Regions from separate parts of the Homo sapiens genome. Here region 1 is linked to region 2. A link is an interaction called in ENCODE POLR2A ChIA-PET data of the cell type or tissue named here. Cell type or tissue: GM12878. All regions are shown on one strand. Links, peaks and the distances in the headings refer to the core of each region. The heading gives the core; the rest is flanking DNA.

Region 1 (5,391 bases), core at 279-5,278, 120 kb after region 2:
TGTTTTTGTAAAGACGGGGTCTCGCTATGTTGCCCAGGCTGGTCTTGAACTCCTGGCCTCAAGCAATCCTCCTACTTCAAAGCTCTGGGTTTATAAGCATCAGCCACTGCACCTGGTCAGGAATCTAAATTTCAAATGTCATCTTCTTTTTACCATATATTTTTTCTAAAACAATGAACAGGAGTCACTATGAGGAAGCACAATATTTTTAATCACTACACTTTCTCCATAGGATAATCATACAAAGAAATGGCTGTTCCTCCCATTTACTGATGACAGAGAATGTGATTATCAGGAACTAGAAAGAAAAAACAAAGCAAACTTGTAAATGTAGCATCTTGCCAAGAGACTGAACATAAAGCCATCCATCAATGTGCCCTTCCGTCAATCAGTATCTTTATACTACAGATTCCCTTACCAACCTCATCCAAGTTAACCTTCACTAACCAACCACCCAAATAGCCAATGCTCTACATTTCCTCCATAAGATATGCTGAGTGATGCCCACTGGACCTCCTGGGAGCGGCTCTGCAGACTGCCTGTGCACCTCTGTACCTATCAGCTGGGTTGGCTGCCCCCAAAAGCCAACTGTATTTGTTAACAAACCTCTTTATGCCAGCTCTACTTGTTATTGTAATTATATAATTATGTAACATAATTAATATTATGTAATTTAATTGTATAATTTAATATTATGTAAACCACAGAAAATTTGAGAGGAAAAGAAAAAGTGATTATATCTATGGAAACCAAGTTAGATGCTCTGGAAAGGTTTAGTAAAAGGCGGGTAACTAAAAATACTTCTGTCAAATTCAGAATGGCTAGAGGATTGGGAGAAATCTTAAAATTCTAGAAGAAATCTTATCTCAGATTGCTTCCCAAGAGCCTTTAAGTCCTTTTACTAATGATGAAAGCACGGAGGAAGGCTTATGGGTATGGCTTCTGCAAGAAAGCCCAGAGGAACTCAAATTAGCAGATGCAGACTCAAAGAGAAGACCTCAGTTTTATATCAAAAGATTGGTAAGTGTGCATAAGGAATAATTCAATCACCTTTCATGATTCTCTGCTTTAACTGGTTACATTTAAAGATCCCTATAAGAAAACATTTAAAGGTTTTTTTTTTTGTTGCTTTCATTCCAAAACTACAAGTCCCAGAAACCAGAAAGGACTCTATCTCTTAAAAACAAACTCCTTCCAACACCTGAAGATTTTTTCAGAAAAATGTTCAACATTTTCAATAGTATGCAAGAACTATCTAAAGGAATAATTGCAGAAAAAAAGAAATTTTACTTCTATATTTGGTAAATATATAAATAGCAGGACAAACAAAAGAAATGGAATGTAACATAGAAAAAGACAAAGGTGCCAGGCACGGTGGCTCATGCCTGTAATCCCAGCACTTTGGGAGGCTGAGGTGGGCGGATCACGAGGTCAGGAGTTCGAGACCAGTCTGGCCAACATGGTGAAACCCCTTCTCTACTAAAAAAATACAAAAATTAGTCAGACGTGGTGGCGCACACCTGTAGTCCCAGCTACTCAGGAGGCTGAGGCAGGAGAATTGCTTGAACCCGGGAAGCGAAGGTTGCAGTGAGCTGAGATCTGGCCACTGCAATCCAGCCTGGGCGACAGAGTGAGACTCTGTCTCAGAAAAAAAAAAAAAAAAAGACAAAGGCACAAGTTTTTAAAAAGTACGGTAAACAAGAGAGAAGAACAAAAGAACTAGAATTGAAACCACACTGGACATAGAGAAAGGCAAATCCAACACTGGAAAACCGAATGACATGAAAAATAAACATTAAGAAAAATAAGCAGTGGTTAAAACTCATGTTTTGAAAAAGTTCCTACTGACATGGGAAATTGCTCATAGCATAATTTTTAGATAGTTTATTCATATTTTTAGAAAAAGTAACATATGCACATGGTACAACATTCAAAGGCAATAAGATGGTAAATATTGAAAAGTCTCCCTTACACCCTTTTCTGTCAGCCACCCATTCCTCTCCCCAGAAGCAACTACTGTTAACAGACTCTTCTGTTTCCTTCTAGGGGCAGTCCATGTATACAAGCAGGTGGGTATGAAAATAATATAGGATACAAATGTATCCTATATAAATAATGTAGGATACAAAGATATATATGTGCATATATATATAAATATATCTAGATAGATACATGGATACACAGAGAAAGACATATCTATATATAATCTAATATCTAATATACATCTAATAAAATATAGGTATTACATATCTAATATATATCTATATATAGGTATATCTAATATATGTAATATAGATCTATAGATATAGATAGCTATATATTATATATTTATATATTAATGATATATAGGTATTATACATATCTAATATATATAAAATCAGGCCTCAAAATTCAGTTGTAATACACACACACACACAAAGGAAAAAAGGACAACAGTAAGTTTGTCAAATATTAGCAGTTGCTATCACTGGGAGGTAGCATTTCAGTGATTTTTATTTTTTCTTTATGCCTTTTCATATTTTCCAGATTCTATGTAGTAATCAAATATTGCTACAGTCAGAAAATATTTTAGACATCAGTGGTTCAGTAGTTCAGTTAAATACAAATCTACAAGTGAAGAGTGTCACATATTTAGATGCCTATAATTTCTCAGAATTAGATATATATTTTTATATATATAAATTTGTTGTTTTTGGTAAAAAAAAAAAATGTTCTGTGTGTAGAACATTCAAGATACATTTTAAAGTCCTACCCAGAAAGACAAATCTGGAAATATTATAATGTATTTTTAATGTATTTGTAAATGTGCATATAATTATATAATCAATATAAAATGCCATACACAAATGTTAAATTATTGATCTTATTATAGATGTGCAGATGCGAGGTAATTACAAAAATTTAACTTTAATATTGCCATCCTTCTCAGTATGTAATCAGCCTTTGTGTGCTGCTGTTCATATTCTAAGGCATGGTTTAAAAACTTTTCTTTTTTTATTTTTTTTTTCTTTTGAGATGGAGTCTCGCTCTGTCGCCCACGCTGGAATGCAGTAGCGCAATCTTGGCTCACTGCAACTTCCGCCTGCTGGGTTCAAGCAATTCTCCTGCCTCAGCCTCCCGAGTAGCTGGCATTACAGGCACGTGCCACCACGCCCAGCTAATTTTTTGTATTTTTAGTAGAGACAGGATTTCACCATGCCAGGCAGGCTGGTCTCGAATTCCAGACCTCGTGATCTGCCCGCCTCGGCCTCCCAAACTGCTGGGATTACAGGCGTGAGCCATTGCACCCAGCCAGGAACTTTTCTTAGAAAGACAGGTAAATTGGTAATAAAACATCTAGAAAGCCTTAGGCAGCATTCTCAGGGCATTCAGTTCATCTACCCATCAGGCAGTCCCATGTTTCCACATTCCAGGACTCTGCTAGGTAAAGGGGATACAAAGATGAAGGAGGCAAAGTGACTACCTCAAGCAGCTCTCAAAGCAGGCACTATAAAAACTACTGCCAGCATTAAGGACAGTAACCAGTTTTCCTCAGAAGAACTGACACAACTCCACTCAGATCAAGACCGGAAGTATGGCCTTGCTCTTATCCAAAGGCCCCACACAGGCCTCTGTGGGATGGCAGGCCTCCAGCCCAGCCTCTAGCAGGACCAAGTGCCCAACTCAAGCTGGCTTCCCTCCCTCAGCCTCATGAGCCCCTGAAAGGCAGGCTAGAGTGGTTAATGAGGTCCCATTTGTCCTTGAGCTAAGAAACATGAGTCCCTCAGTGTGAAAGGGAAAGGAAGGGGAGAGACGGACAGTCAAGACCTGAACAGCCATCCCCTCCCCTTTCACAGCGTACACCTGTGACTCCCCAACTCCTGATTGCTGTAACCAATCCAGTTGGGGGGCACTGGAAGGTCTCAGCCCACTCTTCCAAAACTACCTCACAATTCCACAGGTACCACCATTTCTGAGAAATGAATTTCAACCTAAGTCATTTGCATAGCACGATGTAGGAATGGGATAAATAATGGTGCTACTTCGCAGACAGCAAGTCAAATCACAGGTCCCTGGAGAGTATTTCTATTAAACACAAAGCTGGCCAGATGACAGGTCCAATCAGTTGTGGCAATTCCATCTTCCTGTTGCCATGCCCTTTTTAAAAACTGGCATACCACACACACAATGTGGTAATCTGTGTGGGAATTCAACAGTAAAGAACAGGGGCTGGGGGAACAGGGAACAGCAAAGGAAAAAGGGCCCCGCAGGACCTCGAACCTCATACTTTGTTTTGCTCAAGTTCAGATTTTGCTTCTTAGCCAGGGAAGCTTAGAAACCCCATGAGTTGCCACATTCTGAGTAGACCCCTCTCAAGGGCAAGCTCACTTTAGTGAAACTCATAAGATCTACATGTGAGTGGGCGTGTGGATGTGTGTGTGTGTGATCACACATACCCAAACACAAAGAATGCTAATGTATTCATTGACAGGGAAAACTGCTTCCTGTAAGCTCATCATGTGGAAGTCAAATAATAGAGTGACAGAGGAAACCTGCAATGTCTGCCTATTCAAATCTACTCCCTCTTACGAAATCACAAAATTTTACCTCTGGGAACCATTCATCACCCATGATGAGAACTTATAATTTAGATGGTTGGGTGGGCACATGTCCCAGGACTGGCCAGTCTCAGGGCTGAAACTCCTCAGTAATTAGTCAGATTGCTAAAGGGTAAGGATATGAGCTGGAACACACTGAGGGCCATATCAAAGAGAGAGCATTGACTGAAAACAAAGCCCAACGGGAGAGCAGAAGGAAGAAATGGAGACAGCCACAGCCCAACAACATCACTATCTCTTGCAAACAAAAAGTCCTGATTAATAGATGAGAGTTTTGATAGGGAAAATGGAACTGGCTAAGGAGAGTTTGTAATATGATTTGAATATTTAATAAGCATTAGTTGAAAGCATTTACACAAGGGCACGCCAGGGATCATCCTTAGGCATCTTGCTCTGACACCTAACCAAGCACACCTGCCACTAACACAGTCTCTCTGAAACCATGCTCTTACATTCAATCCGTTCTGGCAGGACTGCAAGTCATTCTGTCTCTGCTCCATTATACAATAACTTTAAAAGTTAACTCTCAGAAAGCAATCACATTTCCCCTGTTCCCAAGTTCTTAAGAGGATGCATCACTTGGTCCCAAGTACTGAGAGTAATTGAAAACCACTTAATAGATTATAAAATTCTATGTTGCCCAAGAGAACTCAATTCCTCCAAATTAAATGCAATGAATTCATTCCAGTGAATTCTGGCATCAAAAAATCACTTACAGTAGCAAAATGACACACTGAATAGTTTCCAAGTATATATCTTTGACTATATCTTTGATGACATTTTCAATTATGGA
Region 2 (5,391 bases), core at 77-5,076:
GTCACATTTTGCTATTTATTGCAATATTTCAAGCTTTTTCATTATTATTATGCCTGTCGTGATGATCTCTGATCAGTGGTCTTTTGATGATATTATTGTAATTGTTTTGAGGCACCATGAACTGTGCCCAAGACTATAAACTTAATCAATGAATATTGTGTGTGTTCTGACTGTTCCACTGACCCAACGATCCTCTTTCTCCCTCTCTTCAGCTGTCCTAACTCCTGAGACACAACAATATTGAAATTAGGCCAATTAATAACCCTACAATGGCCTCTAAGTATTTAAATGAAAGGAAAAGTCACACATCTCTCACTTTAAATCAAAAGTTAAAAGTGATTAAACTTAGAGAGGAAGGCATCTCAAAAATTGAGACAGGCCAAAAGCTAGGCCTCTTGCTTCGAACAGTTAGCCAAGTTGTAAAAGCAAAGGAAACGTTCTTGAAGGAAATTTAAAATGCTATTCCAAAGTACATACGAATGATAAGAAAGTGAAACAGCCTTATTATTGATATGGAGAAAATTATAGGAGTCTGGAGAGAAGATCAAAATAGTCAAAATATTCTCTTAAACCAAGCCTAATCCAGAGCAAGACCCTAACCCTATTCAATTCTATGAAGGCTGAGAGAGGTAAGGAAGCTGCAGAAGAAAAGCTGGAAGCTAGGAAAGGTTGATTCATAAGTTTAAGGAAAGAAGCCATCTCTATAGCATAAAAGTACAAAGTAAAACAGCAAGTGTTGATGTAGAAGTTGCAGTAAGTTATCCAGAAGATCTAGCTAAGATCATTGATTAAGGTGGCTACACTAAACAAATGATTTTCAATGTGGGCAAAACAGCCTTCTATTGGAAGAAGATGCCATCTAGGACTTCCATAGCTAGAGGAGATGTCAATGTCTGGCTTTAAAGCTTAAAGAACAGATTGACTCTCTTGTTAGGGGCTCATACAGCTGGTGACTTTAAGTTGAAGCCAATGCTCATTTACCATTCCAGAAATCCTAGAGCCCTTAAGAATTATACTAAAGCCACTCTGTTGGCACTCTAGAAATGGAACAACAAAGCCAAAATGACAGCACATCTGTCATTTAGATTTACTGAATATTTTTACGGAATATTTTGCTGAATATTTTAAGGCCACTATTGAGACATACTGCTTGGAAAAAAAAAAAAAAACTGCGACAAGTCACCTAAGAGGTCTGATGAAGATTTACAAGGAAATTAATGTTGTTTTCATGCCTGCTAACACAACACTCATTCTGTAGCCCATGGGCCAAGGAGTAATTTTGAATTTCAAGTCTTATTATTTAAGCAATACATTTCTTAAGGCTATAGCTGCCATAGATAGGAATTTCTCTGATGAATCTGGGCAAAGTAAATTAAAAACCTTCTGGAAGGGATTCACCATTCTAGATGCCATTCACAATTCATGGGGTAGACTAAAATATCACCATTGACAGGAGTCTGGAAGAAGTTGATTCCAACCCTCATGGATGACTTTGAAGGGTTCAAGACTTCAGTGATGGAAGTCACTGTAAATGTGGTAGAAATAGCAAGAGAACTAGAATTAGAAGTGGTGCCTGAAGATGTAACTGAGTTGCTCCAATCTTATGATAAAACTTGAATGGATAAGGAGTTCCTTCTTATGGGTGAGTAAAGAAAGTGGTTTCCTGAGATAAAATCTACTCCTGATAAAGAAGCTGTGAACATTGTTAAAATTACAACAACAAAAAAAATTAGAATATTCCATAAACTGAGTTGAAAAACTAGCAGCAGGGTTTGAAAAGATTGACTCCAATTTTGAAAAAAGTTCTACTGTGGGTAAAATGCTATCAAATAGCATTCATGCTACAGAGAAATCTTTCGTGAAAGGAAGAGTCTGTCAATGTAGCAAACTTCACTACTGTCTTATTTAAACACATTGTGCAGCTACCCGAACCTTCAGCAACCACCACCCTGATCAGTCAGCAGCTATCAACATGGAGGCAAGACACTCCACCAGCAAAAACATGATGACTTACTGAAGCTCAGATGATCATTAACATTTTTTTATGATAAAGTCTTTTTAAGTTAAGGTATGTACATCAGTTTTTTTTAGACATAGTGCTACTGCACACTTAATATTTAGATTACAGTATAGTGTACACACAACTTTTATATGCACTGAGAAACCAAAAAACTGTGACTGGCTTTAATTTGCTATTCACTTCATTATGGGGATCCAGAACCGAAACCACACTATCTCTAGTTATGCCTGTATTGTTTTCCATAATGGCTGTACTAATTTACATTCCCACCTACAGTGTGTAAGGGTTCCCTTTTCTCCAAATGTCACCAACACTTGTTATCTTTTGTCTTTTTGATAACAGCCATTCTAATAGGTGTGGGGTGATATCTCATTGTGGTTTGAATTTGCATTTCCATGATAATTAGTGATGTTGATTTTTTTTTTTAATATACCTGTTGGACATTTGCTTGTCTTCTTTTGAGAAGTGTCTATTCTGGTCCTTTGTCAATTAGATAGTTTAAAGGAAAATATTAACACTATAGCCAATCATCTAAAACTGCAAAAAATCAAGAAGGTGGTGAGCAAGTACTTAACAGTTGGGAAATACGAGACTACAATTCTCAGCACAGGAAAGAAAAATGAAGACTTGGAACATAGGACACTGAAGTTCCAGCCTTGACTCTTCCCCCAACAAGCTGTAGGGTATCATCATTCTAGACCTTAGTTATTTATTTATAAAACATAAGCTTAAACTTTGGGATCTTAAAGCTCTAAGATACATGATGATAATGCTTTGGTTTACTATTGCAATCTTACTTTATTTTATTCTCCAAATGTGAAGAAATATGAAAGATGTCAAAATATATTACCATGATACTTTTTTAAGACTGACAGTCAAAATACAGTTGTTCTGCCATTCACTTTTGAAGACATAATCAATCCATAGACACTGAGAGGTCTACTTAAAGTGTGGTCCAGAGAAATGCTGGTAAATTATTTGTTACCAGTCCATGACAATGTAAGAAGCTTGAGCCAGAATCTGAAATACTTACATCAAGAAACTTCAGATGATTTTTTTTCATAGCAACATTTTCTCATCGAAGAAATCAGTATATTGATTTACATTTTGGAGAGAGCACCTTATCTGTTCACAGATCAGTAACAGTTTGCAGACCAGTACTTTGAATAACTGCTGGTACATAGCATAGTATACACTTTTACATTTTCGTTATGCAAAATTAAAAAATAAATAATTGTCTTAATGTGCACTTTCGTAGTTCTGTTAAGTACCTGAAGTTGCCTACAAATGAGAAATGGCAAATGGAGCCTTTTGAAGTGTTTGTTTTTCTTTTGAACAGCCAGAAAAATGAGCATAGGTCCAAAGGTGAAGGGGAATTAGATAGTGAGCCTGAAACAAATTTACTATCATCTACATCCTCTTTAAACTGTTTCCATCTGATTCTTCATGGAAAGCTGTTTGTGTTGGATGACCTAAGTGTCTTTGTATAAGATAAGCATTTGGTTCTTTTTATTTGGTGCACTTAGGAGGAGGCAATAAATAGCACTGTTAAATTTGTGAGGAATCAATTCTAATTTTGGAGACCAACAATAAATTATAAGCCTAGTGATTTCCGCAAACCATCTGCAAGGGATTAATTGTTGTAATTTGGAGGTTTGGGCCTATAGCTCCATTGTGATCATCTCTAGAAATCTCAGGGTGTATATGAGGCTTTCTGGAAGGAGGAAATATAATTAGCATATGTTTTGAGAACTGTGTTCACACCCAAAGTCTTCTCAAATAATGCTTTGATATTTTCAACTTTTTTCTTTGTATTTCCAATAGGGCCTATTTACTGCCTAAAAATGCCTAAAGAAGGATTTACTTTTCTGATTCACATGCATATGTTTTCCCTCCAGATTAGAAGTGCTACAAGTCATCTGGAGTGAGTTGTACAGTTCAAAACATTCTGCACAATGAGCCAAACAAAAACAAAACTCACACTTCTAGAGGGGAAGAAAATGTAAGCCAAGAGAAACACAATCAAAATGCAGAGTGTGCCAACAAGCCACACCTCGTCAGCTTGATGTTCTACTAAATTCCTTCTCCTTTGGGACTTATTTCTATAGAGACCATCTCTCTGTTCCATAACTAAAACTAGAAGTTGCTAGGAAACAGGCTTCTCAGGACACAACTGAAGGGGAGAGGCTGCTTCCTACCAAAAGGTATAGAAATCTGAAGCTATTTCTGACATACATGCTATTGTTACGAAACCTGGATTCTCAGCACATCTATTTCACAGAGCCCAAGAGAGAATTTATTATGCATGTTCCTGTTTAGCCACACAGTATTAAATTTGTGACTTAACCTGAACCTCAAAAATCTTTTCCTGTTCTAGCATGGTGTTTCCTCTTTTCTTTCACTTCCTCTCCAAATGTATCATTTTACCTACTTTCATTTAATAGTATCCAAAAAATTGTTTTGCACATTTTCATGTTATTAATTACTCATTTGAAAGATTATTCCCAACACAGTATTGGTCCTATTAAAGCACTGAAAATTTCCACATGGCTTGGAGTTACTGTGTTCAGAATTTTTATATCAAAATTGTTGTTGCTTCTTTTAAAAACAACCTGGTGGCTTTCACAGATATTAAAATAGTCCTTAACACTCTCCACGAAGTAGTAACTACCAAAGCAGCCCACTCATTCTTTATCTTGCCTTTAAAAGCAGTTGTTACCCTTTTCCCTTTCTTGTATTTCTAGCTGTGTTAGTGGCTCTATTAGGAACAACTGCAGGTACAAGAAAGCCTGCTGCTGACTTAAACCAAGAGAAGAACATTTTTTCCCACATATAACATGAACTTCAGAGTGCCAGTCCAAGATCTATTTTCTGCTCTGCCATCCATAGCTTTTTATTCTCTTGATTGATGCCTCATGATTGCTACATGGATGCAACAGCTCAAGAAATCGTGTCTTTTCACCAGAGTTCCAAGTACAAGAGAAGAGGAAGTTTAAAAGACTCTTCATGAAACTCTGGCTTTTCATTGGAAAGCAAAGTTCCCCCAAAGGTTTCCCATTAGATCTCATGGGCAAGAACCGAGTCACATGTCTACTTCTAGACTACTCAATGTTTGGATTAGCATACAAGTTTAGACCTTTCCTGAGCCTGGGGGGGGCCTACCTGCCCTGAGATTAAGGACTTACTGCTCACAATGACCCTATCAGGGTTCTGACTACAGAGCGAAGGGGGCAGAAAATGGACCCTTGTGGGGTCTGGGATGCCAGGTCCTCATCCCTCTTTCCTGCTAGGGATAGAAATCTATTAGAAAATACAGTAAGAAGTGACAACATAGATGTAAGCAATCAATTTTATTCAGTTCTTTGGAAATG

What was found. Peaks named below come from ENCODE experiments on the same cell type or tissue, not always from the same donor. Only the 100,000 strongest peaks of a DNase experiment are listed, where the experiment ranks them.
Region 1: POLR2A ChIA-PET joins it to region 2 with 5 read pairs; 2 of 35 experiments call an interaction of 5 or more read pairs at or near these places.

Annotation. Positions count from the first base shown.
Region 1 is chr2:196,540,619-196,546,009 of GRCh38, forward strand. All of the region lies in intron 1 of HECW2 (HECT, C2 and WW domain containing E3 ubiquitin protein ligase 2), which reads right to left. Among named protein-coding and RNA genes, the nearest start is that of HECW2, 50 kb to the right of the region's middle. In GM12878, for the core only: no CTCF peak of the experiment used is centred there; no DNase peak of the experiment used is centred there.
Region 2 is chr2:196,424,072-196,429,462 of GRCh38, forward strand. The region is part of intron 2 of HECW2 (HECT, C2 and WW domain containing E3 ubiquitin protein ligase 2); the gene reads right to left. LOC105373822 (a long non-coding RNA gene) reads left to right here and starts at 4,182. Exons shown (of 3, transcript XR_923746.4): 1 at 4,182-4,224. In GM12878, for the core only: no CTCF peak of the experiment used is centred there; no DNase peak of the experiment used is centred there; H3K27ac peaks cover 1,144 bases.